2 separate regions of the Homo sapiens genome follow, and region 2 is linked to region 1. Evidence: read pairs that join two places in POLR2A ChIA-PET (ENCODE). Cell type or tissue: PC-3. All regions are shown on one strand.

Region 1 (8,000 bases):
TAAAACAATCACATGCTGAGGTACTAGTGGTTAGAATTTCAGTATGAATTTTGTTCACAGTTCACAATCCAGGTCATAACAACAGGCATAAAGGCTATTAAATAAGCATATGGAAAATCTTCAGGAAAGCTTAAATGAAAAGTACTTAACTTCACATCCAGTATTTGTGCACAAGAGAAAATTTACAGCTAAATAGATTTCAAATGATGATAGTTCTTCAGTAAAGACATACCTAGATTTTTGTAATTAGTTTTACAAGGAAATGAGAAAACTGCATTTATATTAAGCCCTGATAATGATAAAATGAAGCGAGCACTGGTATAAAAATAGTAAGCTCCATGTTATAAAATGCATAAATAGAAATGTTTGCAAGAACAATCATACAAAATGGCAAGCCATTAAAATAATTACCTAAAGAAATGATTATTTCTTGAGGTAAAAGACAACTATGGAAATACACACTAATTAACCTGTCTAAAATGAAAAGAGGTAATGTGAAGCTCAAAAACACTCCTGAAGAAAAAATTAGAAATTAATATTTCATTGTTACAATAGAAGGATGAGTGCTCTTGAAGAATCAAATCCTTTAAATATGAATATTTAGAACATTATGTTAGCAGTAATCTGAACCAATATGAGAAATGAGAAAGAAGTAGAAACACTTTTGAGAAACTATTAAATGAATCTAGCAGTTTCTTAGTAAACATCCAGTGTGAGTAGACTGGCGGATATATTCCTCCCCAATGTGCTCTGCTCCCACCACCCAGAAATCAACCCAAACACATAAAAACTAGGAATCTATAAGCATCTCTTGTATCAGCGGAAAATAAATCAGGAGATGAGGGCACCAAGTAGAATTCACGACTCAATCAATTGTCTTATCCATTGAAGGTACTTTAATTTTGCAGTTATTGATTAATTAAAAAACACAGTTGTTTTCAGCATTTCCTAGCTACAGTAGTGCATAGGAAATTCCATTCTAAACAAAGAAGTAATTAATGAAATAACAACACACCTTAACATTTTACATTGATAGGTTACAGTTTACAAGGTGCTTTCACATACATTATTTCATTTGATTCTTACAACAAGCAGAAAAAACAGTGGGAAAGATTTTTTTTTTCAGGCTTACAATGAGTATTTTCAGGCCAATGGGCAGTTAACACAAGAATATACCAAGAATGAGACAGCAATACCCATAAGCCACAATATCGTTTTTGGTAGGTTGACAGTTTGATTCAACTGGGTATTCAGCATCGGTGAGTGAGAAAGGAATTAGGACAGACACCAAGGCTCTTATGATATTCAAATAATTTTAAGAACACTGTCAGAGATAAGAAGAAAGATGCCCTAAAATATATTGCCTTATTGAGACTTACTTCAAAGCAATATACCCTTCAAAATATCAGATAAAAAGACAATCTTGTCATCGACTGTGAAAGTTAGGAGGAATCTTACAAACTGCCTAATCCAGTTCTTCCATTTTACAGACAAGAGAACTGAGGCTGAGATCATACTGATAGTTTTCCAGCCTGAAATTCAGATGTCTTGACTTTCAGTCTAGGGCTCCTTCTTACACAATGCCATCTCTTAATTATTTACTGAGCATAACATAATATCTTCTGTTTCAAATATGTAATTTTAGGTTAAATACTGATTTATGCTACTTACTTCTTATTCAAGTTTTTATCTTATTCTTGGCTAAATTGTGGCTGAAACTGGGAATGTTACATACTTTAAAAATATTCTAATTTAGTGTACTTGATTGGTCAGAAATTGACTCCCTTGACATATTTGCTCATGACAAGCTTGCTCACGGCCTTTAAATAGAGAGTAAAATGGAATGGCTGAATAGCCCTCAAAACCAACGTATGTCTAGGGATCATCTACCTAAGGTAGATTCTACAGCTGGGCACTAGTAATTTCATAGAAAAAAATATTTTTTAGAATTCATAGAAATCTTTTTGATTACTGAAAACTAAATTGTAATAATCAAATTGTCATCCCCATGACTTATTAAAATAATTTTACAATAATATACAACAAAGCTACCATAGAATTTGTAGTTTACATATAGAACACATTGGTCAGCATGTTCTTGGGTCTAAATGAAATACAAGAAAATTAAAATATTTTATACGAATGATGTTTTAAATTTATTAACATGACGATATGCCTTTGTTACACAAAACTTGCTAGAGCAGAGTATTTTATTTTTTTCTTGCACGTTTTAAATATAGATGGACCAGTGAAATCAATATCAGCATTTACATGACATTACCATGCAGAAACACTTGATAACCGAAAGACATATAGATTGGTAGAAAGAACATCTCAGACAGGTTTTTTTTATGTCTTCAAAGGTTTCACCAGGGTGTGGTACAGATGAAAAGAAGTGGTGTTAATGACCTACCTGCACCGATAATAAAGCAAATAGAATGATTATATACATTAAGATCAGCTTGATTAAAAATAAATTTTATATGCAGGTAAATTGATCATTAAAATGAACCCAGTTTAACTCTTCTCGTGTGTTGTTTTAAGGTAGGTCACTGAAACGCAGAGATAAAATCAGATGGGGAAAATTAAAAGCAAAGAAAAAAATAGCAAAACAAGTGGGTTAAGCCATGGATTCTCAACAAACACTGAACTAAATGTGCAAAAGTGCTTGAAATTTCCACCTGACAGCAATGTTGTTAAGTCAGTTGGCAAAAAAAAGTGTAGGAAAAAAACTAACCTCTCAAATACCAACATTGTATCTGCATGATCGATCAGACATTCTGTTTACTGAGAGAACAGAGGTTAGAAATTATGAAATATCTGAAAATATCATACCTCAAAATTAAAATACAATTGTGGCAGTTTTATACACTTTGTTCCCTTTCCTCATTGATGAGGCATGGGATGAAAGCAGAAGTTGCAGCAGTGCCCCTACCCTAGGCTCACAAATATAGTACACCACAATAATTAGCTGGAAACAACTTCTTTTTAACGGTTACAAAACAAAACAAATGTAAACCCTCATTTAAATATGAATACCTCTATATTGTTTCCAAAAATCAAGCCATTTTTGACTTTGCAAAGTATAAGTATTTATCTAAACCAATGTTCTTTTTAGTTTGCTTATTTTCCTTTAAAAAGTTTATGATGAGGACTATTAGAGAAAATTTAAAATTTGTCACTTTCATTAATCATGTTCTATTAAAATACTGGCTAAAATCCTTAAGGAACAGTTAAGGTTTAGAAAACTTAGAACTCTTCTCTAATACCTACAGAAATGCTGGTACCAAGTGAGAGAATCTGGGTGATGATCCATATCATTAGTTTTTCCTGCTGAATGAGACACGTTTGTCACACTACACAGGCTGGTCACTTCATTACTCAAGGAGAGGAGGATATAAAAGGAGGGAAAGGGAACTAGAACCTCTGATCTACAGCCTTCCAAATTTCTGGGTCTAGCTGTACTGTATTAGTCTACCAAAATTTATTGCCAGAATAGTGAATTCCAAGAAAGTTAGTCTTAATTTGTATAAATTTCCTTGGTGATAAGACAGTCTATCTTCAAAAATTACCAAGAGTTTTGGCAAAACCAAGTCTGAGCTACTCAAAGAAATAATAATTATTAGAAAGTTTATCTTCAAGCCATTGACCAACAACAATATTGGCAATAACTACTGAAAGCAACACTTATCCTTCCCTTCAAATATCACGTAGCCATAACACTGCCCATCTGAAACACCAACAAAATAAAATGGAGCACTGTTTAGAGAAAACCAATGAAATTGGAAAAGGAAGAAATGGATATAGGAGAGGAGAAAGACAACCCAAAGAGAAGTAAGAAAGTGGTCTAGTACTGTGTTATGGCACAGACAATGCTTGCTTAGCGGTGCCTTGTTACATAGGTGGATGCAGAGTGCGCACACGGGATGATGGCAATAAAGACCTCACTCAGTCGTTGGAATGAAGGAACTAGGTAACTGCTTCAACAAGGACGGTCTCAGCTCTACCTTATCTCTCAACAGAGTGCAAACACTGAGTGTGAGCTCAGATGTCATCTTGTTCCTCTTTAAAATTCACCAAATTCTTTTGCACATTTTTCTGTTATAGAGACACGGATATCTTCTTCTTCATAGTCATCAAAGTTGCTGGTATCTCCAGAGCCTCTAAACTTTGGTATGAATGGAGCTTCAACCTATAATTGAGAGGGAGAGAAAAATAAGAAAAAGGAAAAAAAAATTCCTGAGAGTTTCCAAACACCAAGAAAAATAAATTCCCACTGTTATTACACGGTGAAATCCTTAGATGCCATTAGGTTCCTAAAATATAATAGTGCTAGAAGAAGCAGCAAGCAGTAGGTTAGCTATTAACCTCAACATTTTGATTCAAGGAAGTATGCAGGTCAACAAAATACTTAAGAAATTTCTGGGATAAGAGGAGAAGCCAAGATGGCCGAATAGGAACAGGTACGGTCTACAGCTCCCAGCGTGAGGGACACAGAAGACGGGTGATTTCTGCATTTCCATCTGAGGTACCAGGTTCATCTCACTAGGGAGTGCCAGACAGTGGGCGCAGGTCAGTGGGTGCACGCACCGTGTGCGAGCCGAAGCAGGGCAAGGCATTGCCTCACTCAGGAAGCGCAAGGGGTCAGGGAGTTCCCTTTCCTAGTCAAAGAAAGGGGTGACAGACGGCACCTGGAAAATCAGGTCACTCCCACCCGAATACTGCGCTTTTCCCACGGGCTTAAAAAACGGCGCACCAGGAGATTATATCCTGCACCTGGCTTGGAGGGACCTACGCCCACGGAGTCTCGCTGATTGCTAGCACAGCAGTCTGAGATCAAACTGCAAGGTGGCAGTGAGGCTGGGGGAGGGGCGCCCGCCATTGCCCAGGCTTGCTTAGGTAAACAAAGCAGCTGGGAAGCTCGAACTGGGTGGAGCCCACCACAGCTCAAGGAGGCCTGCCTGCCTCTGTAAGCTCCACCTCTGGGGGCAGGGCACAGACAAACAAAAAGACAGCAGTAACCTCTGCAGACTTAAATGTCCCTGTCTGACAGCTTTGAAGAGAGCAGTGGTTCTCCCAGCACACAGCTGGAGATCTGAGAACGGGCAGACTGCTTCCTCAAGTGGGTCCCTGACCCCTGACCCCTGAGCAGCCTAACTGGGAGGCACCCCCCAGCAGGGGAACACTGACACCTCATAGGGCCAGGTACTCCAACAGACCTGCAGCTGAGGGTCCTGTCTGTTAGAAGGAAAACTAACAAACAGAAAGGACATCCACACCAAAAACCCATCTGTACATCACCATCATCAAAGACCAAAAGTAGATAAAACCACAAAGATGGGGAAAAAACAGAGCAGAAAAACTGGAAACTCTAAAAAGCAGAGCGCCTCTCCTCCTCCAAAGGAACGCAGTTCCTCACCAGCAACGGAACAAAGCTGGACGGAGAATGACTTTGACGAGCTGAGAGAAGAAGGCTTCAGACGATCAAATTACTCTGAGCTACGGGAGGACATTCAAACCAAAGGCAAAGAAGTTGAAAACTTTGAAAAAAATTTAGAAGAATGTATAACTAGAATAACCAATACAGAGAAGTGCTTAAAGGAGCTGATGGAGCTGAAAACCAAGGCTCGAGAACTACGTGAAGAATGCAGAAGCCTCAGGAGCCGATGCGATCAACTGGAAGAAAGGGTATCAGCAATGGAAGATGAAATGAATGAAATGAAGCGAGAAGGGAAGTTTAGAGAAAAAAGAATAAAAAGAAACGAGCAAAGCCTCCAAGAAATATGGGACTATGTGAAAAGACCAAATCTACGTCTGATTGGTGTACCTGAAAGTGATGGGGAGAATGGAACCAAGTTGGAAAACACTCTGCAGGATATTATCCAGGAGAACTTCCCCAATCTAGCAAGGCAGGCCAACATTCAGATTCAGGAAATACAGAGAACGCCACAAAGATACTCCTCGAGAAGAGCAACTCCAAGACACATAATTGTCAGATTCACCAAAGTTGAAATGAAGGAAAAAATGTTAAGGGCAGCCAGAGAGAAAGGTCAGGTTACCCTCAAAGGGAAGCCCATCAGACTAACAGCGGATCTCTCGGCAGAAACTCTACAAGCCAGAAGAGAGTGGGTGCCAATATTCAACATTCTTAAAGAAGAGAATTTTCAACCCAGAATCTCATATCCAGCCAAACTAAGCTTCATAAGTGAAGGAGAAATAAAATACTTTACAGACAAGCAAATGTTGAGAGACTTTGTCACCACCAGGCCTGCCCTAAAAGAGCTCCTGAAGGAAGTGCTAAACATGGAAAGGAACAACCGGTACCAGTTGCTGCAAAATCATGCCAAAATGTAAAGACCATCGAGACTATGAAGAAACTGCATCAACTAACGAGCAAAATAACAAGCTAACATCATAATGACAGGATCAAATTCACACATAACAATATTAACTTTAAATGTAAATGGACTAAATTCTCCAATTAAAAGACACAGACTTGGCAAATTGGATAAAGAGTCAAGACCCATCAGTATGCTGTATTCAGGAAACCCATCTCACATGCAGAGACACACATAGGCTCAAAATAAAAGGATGGAGGAAGATCTACCAAGCAAATGGAAAACAAAAAAAGGCAGGGGTTGCAATCCTAGTCTCTGATAAAACAGACTTTAAACCAACAAAGATCAAAAGAGTCAAAAAAGGCCATTACATAATGGTAAAGGGATCAATTCAACAAGAAGAGCTAACTATCCTAAATATATATGCACCCAATACAGGAGCACCCAGATTCATAAAGCAAGTCCTGAGTGACCTACAAAAAGACTTAGACTCCCACACATTAATAATGGGAGACTTTAACACCCCACTGTCAACATTAGACAGATCAATGAGACAGAAAGTCAACAAGGAATTGAACTCAGCTCTGCACCAAGTGGACCTAATAGACATCTACAGAACTCTCTACCCCAAATCAACAGAATATACATTTTTTTCAGCACCACACCACACCTATTCCAATATTGACCACAGAGTTGGAAGTAAAGCTCTCCTCAGCAAATGTAAAAGAACAGAAATTATAACAAACTATCTCTCAGACCACAGTGCAATCAAACTAGAACTCAGGATTAAGAATCTCACTCAAAACCGCTCAACTACATGGAAACTGAACAACCTGCTCCTGAATGACTACTGGGTACATAACGAAATGAAGGCAGAAATAAAGATGTTCTTTGAAACCAACGAGAGCAAACACACAACATACCAGAATCTCTGGGACACATTCAAAGCAGTGTGTGGAGGGAAATTTATGGCACTAAATGCCCACAAGAGAAAGCAGGAAAGATCCAAAATTGACACCCTAACATCACAATTAAAAGAACTAGAAAAGCAAGAGCAAACACATTCAAAAGCTAGCAGAAGGCAAGAAATAACTAAAATCAGAGCAGAACTGAAGGAAATAGAGACACAAAAAACCCTTCAAAAAATTAATGAATCCAGGAGCTGGTTTTTTGAAAGGATCAACAAAATTGATAGACTGCTAGCAAGACTAATAAAGAAAAAAGAGAGAAGAATCAAATAGACGCAATAAAAAATGATAAAGGGGATATCACCACCAATCCCACAGAAATACAAACTACCATCAGAGAATACTACAAACACCTCTACGCAAATAAACTAGAAAATCTAGAAGAAATGGATAAATTCCTCGACACATACACTCTCTGAAGACTAAACCAGGAAGAAGTTGAATCTCTGAATAGACCAATAACAGGATCTGAAATTGTGGCAATAATCAATAGCTTACCAACCAAAAAGAGTCCAGGACCAGATGGATTCACAGCCGAATTCTACCAGAGGTACAAGGATGAATTGGTACCATTCCTTCTGAAACTATTCCAATCAATAGAAAAAGAGGGAATCCTCCCTAACTCATTTTATGAGGCCAGCATCATCCTGATACCAAAGCCAGGCAGAGACACAACCAAAAAAGAGAATTTTAG
Region 2 (8,000 bases), 78 kb after region 1:
GGACATTCATAATTATAAAAGGCCAATACATCTGAAAAATGTGACAATTAGAAATGCATATGCATTGAACAGAAGAGCCCCCACAGTACTAAAATAAAAACGGACAGAATTGAAAGGAGAAAAATATTTAATACTAATAGTTGGAAATTTCCATACTTCTCTCTCAATAATTGATGGAAAAACTAGACAGGAAATTGGAAAAGAGACAAACAACTTAAATAACACCATCAAAAAAATCTTGACATTTATAAAATACAGAATTTAACATCAGCAGAATACACATTCTTATCAAGCACACATGGATATTCTACATATTAAGCAAATGCTAGAAAATATAATGTCTCAATTAATTTGAAGGGTTTGCCAAAGCTTTCAAAATATATTCTATAATCACAGCAGAATTAAGTTATAAATAAAAACAGAAAGAAATTTTAGAAATCTCTAAATATTTAGATATTAAATCACAAACAAATTCCAAGGGAAATTAGAAAATATTTTGAGGTAAATGAAAATAAACTACAGCATATCTACATTTATTGGAGGTAGATAAAGCAGGTTTAGAAAAAAAATTCATAGCTTTAACCATTTAGAGTAAAATAGAAAAGTTCCAAATCAGTAACTTAAGCTTTGTATATATTATTATATATTATAGTATTATATTATATATAATATATTCAGTAAAATATATAGAAAAGCAGTAGAGAAAAATGAATTAAACCAAAAGTCTTATGATAAAACTTTCACTAGACTGACCAAATATCAAAACAAAATGAACAAAAAGAAAACAGAAGATATTAATTACAGAAATCAGTAATGAAACTATGATATCACCACTGATGCTAGATAAATTAAAAGGATTATAAAGGAATACTATAAACAACCTTATCCCAATCATATAAGACAACAGATGAAATGGAAAAACTCTTAGGCACAAATTACCAACACTAACTAAAAAAGAAATAGAAAATGTAAATAAACCTGTAACACAAATATTGAATTAGTAATTAAAATTTTTCCCACAAAGAAAAGCTCAAGTCGAGATGGCTTCACTGGTTAATTATATGAAACATTCAAAGATAATACCAACCCTACACAAACTCTTTCAGAATTCAGAAGTGGCAGGAACACTTCCCAACTCATTCTAAGAGGCCTAATACCAAAGTTAGGCAAAGATCAAACGAAAACCACAGACCAATATCCATTGCAAACATTGATGCAAAAACCTTTTATCAAAATGCCAGCAAACTTAATCTAGCAGTATATACAGAGGATCATACACAATGACCATGTGGGATTTATTCCATGAAAGGTAAGGTTGGTTCAACATTGAAAATCAATTAACGAACTATGTTATATTAATAAAGTATAAAACCAAATAATCATCTCAATATATGCAGAAGAAGCACTCCACAAAATCCAACAGCCATGAGAAAACCTCTCAACAACGAGGACTAGAAAGGAACTTCCTCAAACTGATAAAGGACATGTGGGGCAGGGGAAACTCTATACTTATGTCATATTTAATGATGAAAGATGGAACGCTTTCCCCTTAAGATAGGGCATAAGGCATTCACCACTTCTATGCATCTTTGTACTGGGAAATCTAGCCAGTGCAATGAGGCAAGAAAATAGATATTAAAGGATAAAGAAGAAATAAAACTGTCTTTATTTGCAGATGAAATTATTCTATATGTAGAAAATTATAAGGAATCTATAAAGAAACTACTAGAACTAAAAAATGAGTTTAGCAACATCATAGGATGATATAAGATCAATATAAAAATCAATAACATTTGTATATACTAGCAACAAACAATCCAAATGTGAAATTAAGACTTATCCATTCACAATAATATCAACAGAAATAAAACACTTAGAAATCATTTTTACAAGACTGGAACGCTAAAGAAATTAAAGAATATGTAAATAAATGGAGAGACATTTCATGTTCATGGATTCCAAGACTCAAAATTGTTAAAATAACAATTCTCTACAAGTTAATCTATGAACTCAATATATAATCTCTATGAAAATCTAATAAAGCTTTTCTTTAGAAACTGACAAATTGATCCAGAAATTTATATGAAAATGCAAAGGACCCCAAAATAGACAAAACAATTTTGATAAAAGAAGAACAAAGTTGGAGGACTTACACTATGTGATTTCAAAACTTACCTTAAAGTTTTAGTAATCAAGACAGTGTAGTATAGGAATGAGGACAGACATGTAGTTCACTGGGACAGAATTGAGAATTCAGAAGTGAACCCTTTCATTTATGGTCAACTGATTTTTGAGAAAGATGCCAAGATAATTAAATAGAGAAAGGAAATTCTTTTTAACAAGTAGTGCAGTAAAAAATGGATCTACATGTTGAAAAAAGAACTTCAATTCATACTTCACAACATATATAAAAATTAACTCAAAAAATAGACTTTTAGAAGGAAGTACAGATTGAAAATCTTCATTACCTTGCGTTAGATACAAATTTCTTAAGATCTGGTACCAAAAGTACAATCCAAAAAGGAAAAAACGATAAATTGGACTTCACTAAAATTACAAATTTTGCTCTTCAAATACATCATTTTTAAAAATGACAACATAAGACAGACTAGAAGGAAATATTTGATATTTATATTTTTGGAAAAGAACTTAGTTCAGAATATACAAAGAATTATTGAGAATTGATAATAAGAAGAAAAACGACTCAATTTTGAAAGTGGGCAAAAGATTTGAAAATACATTTCTCCAAAGTACATACACAAATGGGTTATAAAAACTTGAAAATATGCTCAACATCATAAAGTTATTAGGAAAATACAAAGTGAAACAACTGTGAACAACGGATTCACACTCACATAATGGCCATAATCAAAATGACTGATAAGACGGGTGCAGTGGCTCATGCCTGTAATCTCAGCACTTGGGAGGCTGAGGCGGGCGGATCACTTGAGGTCAGGAGCTCAAGCCCAGCCTGGCCAACATAGTAAAACCCCATGTCTACTAAAAACACAAAGATTAGCCGGGAGTGATGGCGCATGCCTGTAATGCCAGCTACTCAAGACTGAGACAGGAGAATCACTTGCGCCACTGCACTCCAGCCTGGGTGACAGAGTGAGACTTTGTTTCAGGAGGGGAAAAAAAAAAAAGAAAGAAAGACTGATGATACCAAGCATTGATGAGCATGTGAAAAAACTGGAACCCTCTTACCTTACTGGTGAAAACATAAAATGGTACCACCACTTTGGGAAACAATTTGGCAATTTCTTTAAAACATAAATTTACCATATGACCTAGAAATTCTACTTCTAGATATCTACCCAAGAGAAATAAAAACATATGTCCACACAGACTTCTTTTCAAATATTTATAGCAACATTATCCAAATGGCCAAAAACAAACCAATTCTCATGTGCATCAACTGCAGAATGGATAAACAAAATGTATTATATCCATACAACATAGTATAATTCAACAATAAATCGGAACCAATTATTAATATATTCTATAACATGGATGAACCTAAAAAATATTATTCTAGTGAAAGAAGCCAAAAGTAAAAGATAACATATTATATAATTCAATTTATATAAAACATCCAGAAATGAAAATCTATAGAGACAGAAAGCAGATCAGTGTTTATCTGAGATTGAGGTGAGAGTGGGGATTGACTGGATATGGGTAACAAATGAACTTTGTGGGTGATTAAATGTTCTAAAACTGATTTGTGCTGATGGTTGCGCAAATCCTTAAATTTACTAATTAATACTGAATTATACACTTATAATGAGTGATTTATATGGTTATGAAAACATACCTCAATTAAAAAAAAAGTTGTCAAATGCTTCTCTACCGAGGAGGAAACAGTTGGCTTGAAATAGATCTTTGCTGTGGGAAGAATCATTTCAGTGGACAATTTAATTATGCAAATGTAAGGCTGGTAGGCATCCATTACCTCAGGGGAATGATCTAACAAAATCTTTTGAGGCTTCATAAGGGCCATGCCTTCTCAATACTCTGTGGTAAACAGAGATAATTAAAGTAAAGAAGGTAAATAGATCTGCATAAAAAAATGAAACAGGAATTCTGAAAGGGATCAACTCCTAGACTCCATCCTCCTCAAGGTTCAGAATTACAAAAATCTCTTTCATAGATTTTAGTGATAGGTCTGTGGCTTACAAGTAGGAATATATGCTTAAGGAGGCTTTATCAAAGGGGAAATGATAATCTGGGTTGGTGATTCAGGCTGAAAAGTAGAGACATTGTAGGCTAAATCCAAGTGACTACAGAGGCCAGGCAGGTAAAGCAACAGAAATAGTGAATGCTGGAGCAAATCAGATAGTGTATATCTGATTAAAGAGGACAATTATTCAGTGCAACCCATTTTTTCTCCTGAGAGAATAAGAGGTCACTGAAATCAGTTTCTCCAATGGTTCAAGAATATGAAAGTCCAGATATTTATATGAATCTCTTGATTTAAAATCACGGTATTTTATATTTTTATATAATGATATAAAATTCAACTATTTTTAAAAATACCATGAGAACTAAACAAAACATATCTGCAAGTTGCATCTGGCTCACAGACCACTGGTTTTCTATCCCTGGACTAGATTTCAAGAAAGAAAGGCTAATTTTGGTACAGTGTGGGGATGGGCTGAAAGTACCTTCTCACACATCCAACTTGGCAAGGAAGCCAAGATGACTAAGCATATGAGTATAAATTAAGGAAATGAAATCCTTTGACATAACCTTTGAATGAACATAATACTGAAGAGTGAATCATCCTGTCATTAAGAACCACTGAGGTCTCCGCAAGGATCAGTGGCATCACATCAACAAGACAAGGTACATAAAATTTGTTGGGGCCACTTTTAAATCACGAAACAATGTAGCAGTGGTAAAATCAACAGTGGCTAAAAGTGATATCACTAGCTTATATGTTCATGCTTGTGATCCCAGCACTTTAGGAGGCCAATACAGGAGATTGCTTGACCCCAGGAGTTCAAGAACAGCCCGGGCAACACAGCAAGATCTCATCTCTACAAAAAATAAACTTAAAAAAAATTAGCCTGGCACAGTGGCATGCATCTATATTCCCAGCTACTTGGGAGGCTGAGGTGGGAAAATAGCTTGAGCCCAGGAGAACAAGGCTGCAGTGAGCCATGATCACACCACTACTCTCCAGCCTGGGCAACATAGCAAGACCCTGTCTCCAAAAAATAAAAATCTCCATCTCTTTCTTCAACTAACTTTTGGAGAGCAAATTAGTCTCCTTGGAATGAGTAAACTCCTAGGAGTATAGCAATACTTGAAGCAGCTGAACGAAGACTCTAAGAAAAGACCTCCTTGGAATTCTTGCTAATTTGAATAGATAAGTGTGCCGGTGATTAAACTGAATATTTAAAAGATGACAACTTATTTGTCTCTCAAGTGAGCCATACTTGTTAAATAACAATAATGAAACACCAAAGCTGAAAGCAACCATGGTTTCAGGACATGAAAGTAATATTCAATCTCTCAGACACATATCATTCTTCCTGTTCAACTTATTACTTCTTTCTGAATGACATCTTATTTTCAAAGTTCTTTGTCTCTCAGATCATCTGCTATTACTCACTGACCAATTTTTAACAGTGGAAAAAGTTTTCGTTCAAGATTGCTTAGGATATTAGGGTCTTTTGTGTTTCTATACAAGTTTTAGGATTGTTTTTCCTATTTTTGCGAAACCTGTCATTGAAACTTTGGAAGAGATGGCATTTAATCTGTAGATCGCTTTGGATACTAGAAGCATTTTAACAACATTTATTCTTCAGATCCATAAACATTAGATATCTCCATTCACTGTGTTTTCTTCACTTTTTCATAAATGCCTTACAGTTTCCAGTGTACAAATCTTTCACTGCTTTGGTTAAAGTTATTCCTATGCATTTTTTGTGATATTGTAAAAAGAAGTGCTTTCTTGATTTCTTTTTTCCATAGTTCATTGTTAGTATGCAGAAACACTATTGATTTATGCATTTTAATTTTTTATGCTGCATCTTTATTGAATTTGTTAGTTTTAACAGTTTTTTTGGTAGAGTCTTCAGGGTCTTTAATATACAAGATAATATCATTTGCACATGTAAAAGATTTTACTTCTTCCTTTCCAATTTAGATGCTATTTATTTATTTATTTATTGCCTAAATGCTCTGGATAGGACTTCCAGTATCATATTGAGTAGAAGTTTTAACAGTGGGCATCCTTTCCCTTGTTCATGATCTTACAGGAAAAGCTTTCATCTTTTCACCGCTATTAAGATGTTAGCTGAGGGCTTATCCTATGTAGCCTTTATTATGTTGAAGTACAGCACTTCCATAACTAAAAAGTTTCCATCATAAAAGAATGTTAAAGTTTCTCAAATGCTTTCTCTGCATCTACTGAGATGATTATATATAACTTTTACCCTTCATTCTGTTAATAGTGTATCACATATGTTGATTTGTGTATGTTGAACCATCCTCGATTGTGGTGTATCATCCTTTAATGTGCTGTTGAATTTAATTTGCTAGTATTTTGTTGAGAATTTTTGCATCTATGTTCATCAGGGATATTGGCCTATAATTTTCTTTTGCAGTATCCTTGTCTGGCTTTGGTATCAGAGCAATGCTGCCCTGGTAAATGAGCTTGGAAGTATTTCCCCTTCTTCAGTTATTTTGGGAGAGTTTGAGAAGGACTGGCATTAATTCTTTGTTAAATGATAGAAATTCACCAGTGAAGCCATGAAATACTACTAGGTTTTATTTTGTTTGGGGTTTTTTTGATTACTGATTAAGAGTCTTCATATTCCTTATTGGTTTGTTCATTGCATCAAACTAAAAGCTTTTGTGCAAAAAGAAAACAGTCGACAGAGTGAAGAGACAACCTACAGAATGAGAGAAAATACTTGCAAACCACATATCTAATAAGGAGTTCATATTGAAAATATATAAGGAACTCAAACAACTCAATAGCAAGAAAACAAATACCCAATTTAAAAAATGGGCAGGTGACTTGAATAGGCATTTCTCAAAAGCAGACATAAAAATGGTCAATGGGTATATGAAAAATGCTCAACATCACTACTCATGAGGGTAATGAAAATTAAAATCACAATGAGCTACTACCTCACATCTGTTAGAATGGCTATTATAAAAAAGACAAAAGATAACAAGCACTGGTTAAGACCTGGAGAAAACAGAACCCTTGCACACTGTTGGTGAGAATATACATTAGTACAGCCATTATGGAAAATGATATGAAGGATCCTCAAAAAATTAAAAATGAACTATCATATGATCCAGCTTCTAAGTATGTATCAAAAGAAAGAAATCAGTATGTCTAAGAGATATCTAGATATCTGTACTCCCATGTTCATTACAGCATTATTCACAAGATATGGCATCGACGTATGGTATTCTACACACTGGAATACACTATCAACCTTAAGAAAGAAGGAAATTCTTTCATTTGTGATAGAGTGAATGAACCTGGAAGACATTATATTAAGTGAAATAAGGCAGACACAGAAACACAAATATTGCATAATGTCACACATGTGGAACCTAAAAACATCAAAATCGCAGAAGTAGAGAATAGAATGCTGGTTGTCAGGGGCTGAAGGATGGGAGGGTTCAGGGAAGGAAGATTTAGGAGATGTTGGCTAAAGGGTACAAAATTTCACTTAGACAGGATGAATAAGTCCTGGAGATTCATCGTATAGAATGGTAACTGCAGTTAATAATAATGCATTAATACAGGCACACCCCTCATTTTATTGTGTGTTGCTTTATTGCACTCAGCAGATATTGCACTTTTCACAAATTGAGGGTTGGGGCAACCTTGTGTCAAGCAAATCTGTTGGTGCCATTTTTCTTACAGCATGTGCTCACTTCATGTCTCTGTGTCACATTTTAATAATTTTCACAATATTTCCTTTTTCATTATTATTATATCTGTTATGGCGATCTGTGTTCAGATGTTA

What was found. ChIA-PET counts read pairs that join two places held together with the same protein. Peaks named below come from ENCODE experiments on the same cell type or tissue, not always from the same donor. Only the 100,000 strongest peaks of a DNase experiment are listed, where the experiment ranks them.
Region 2: POLR2A ChIA-PET joins it to region 1 with 9 read pairs; 2 of 35 experiments call an interaction of 5 or more read pairs at or near these places.

What each region holds. Positions count from the first base shown.
Region 1 is chr1:84,231,372-84,239,371 of GRCh38, reverse strand. PRKACB (protein kinase cAMP-activated catalytic subunit beta) reads right to left here. Exons shown (of 10, transcript NM_182948.4): 10 at 874-4,192. The coding sequence ends at 4,067. Among named protein-coding and RNA genes, the nearest start is that of SAMD13, 66 kb to the left of the region's middle. In PC-3, no CTCF peak of the experiment used is centred here; no DNase peak of the experiment used is centred here.
Region 2 is chr1:84,153,220-84,161,219 of GRCh38, reverse strand. The region is part of intron 1 of PRKACB (protein kinase cAMP-activated catalytic subunit beta); the gene reads right to left. Among named protein-coding and RNA genes, the nearest start is that of PRKACB, 13 kb to the right of the region's middle. RefSeq lists an enhancer at 4,517-5,716. In PC-3, no CTCF peak of the experiment used is centred here; a DNase peak (open chromatin) is centred at 4,769; H3K27ac peaks cover 1,814 bases.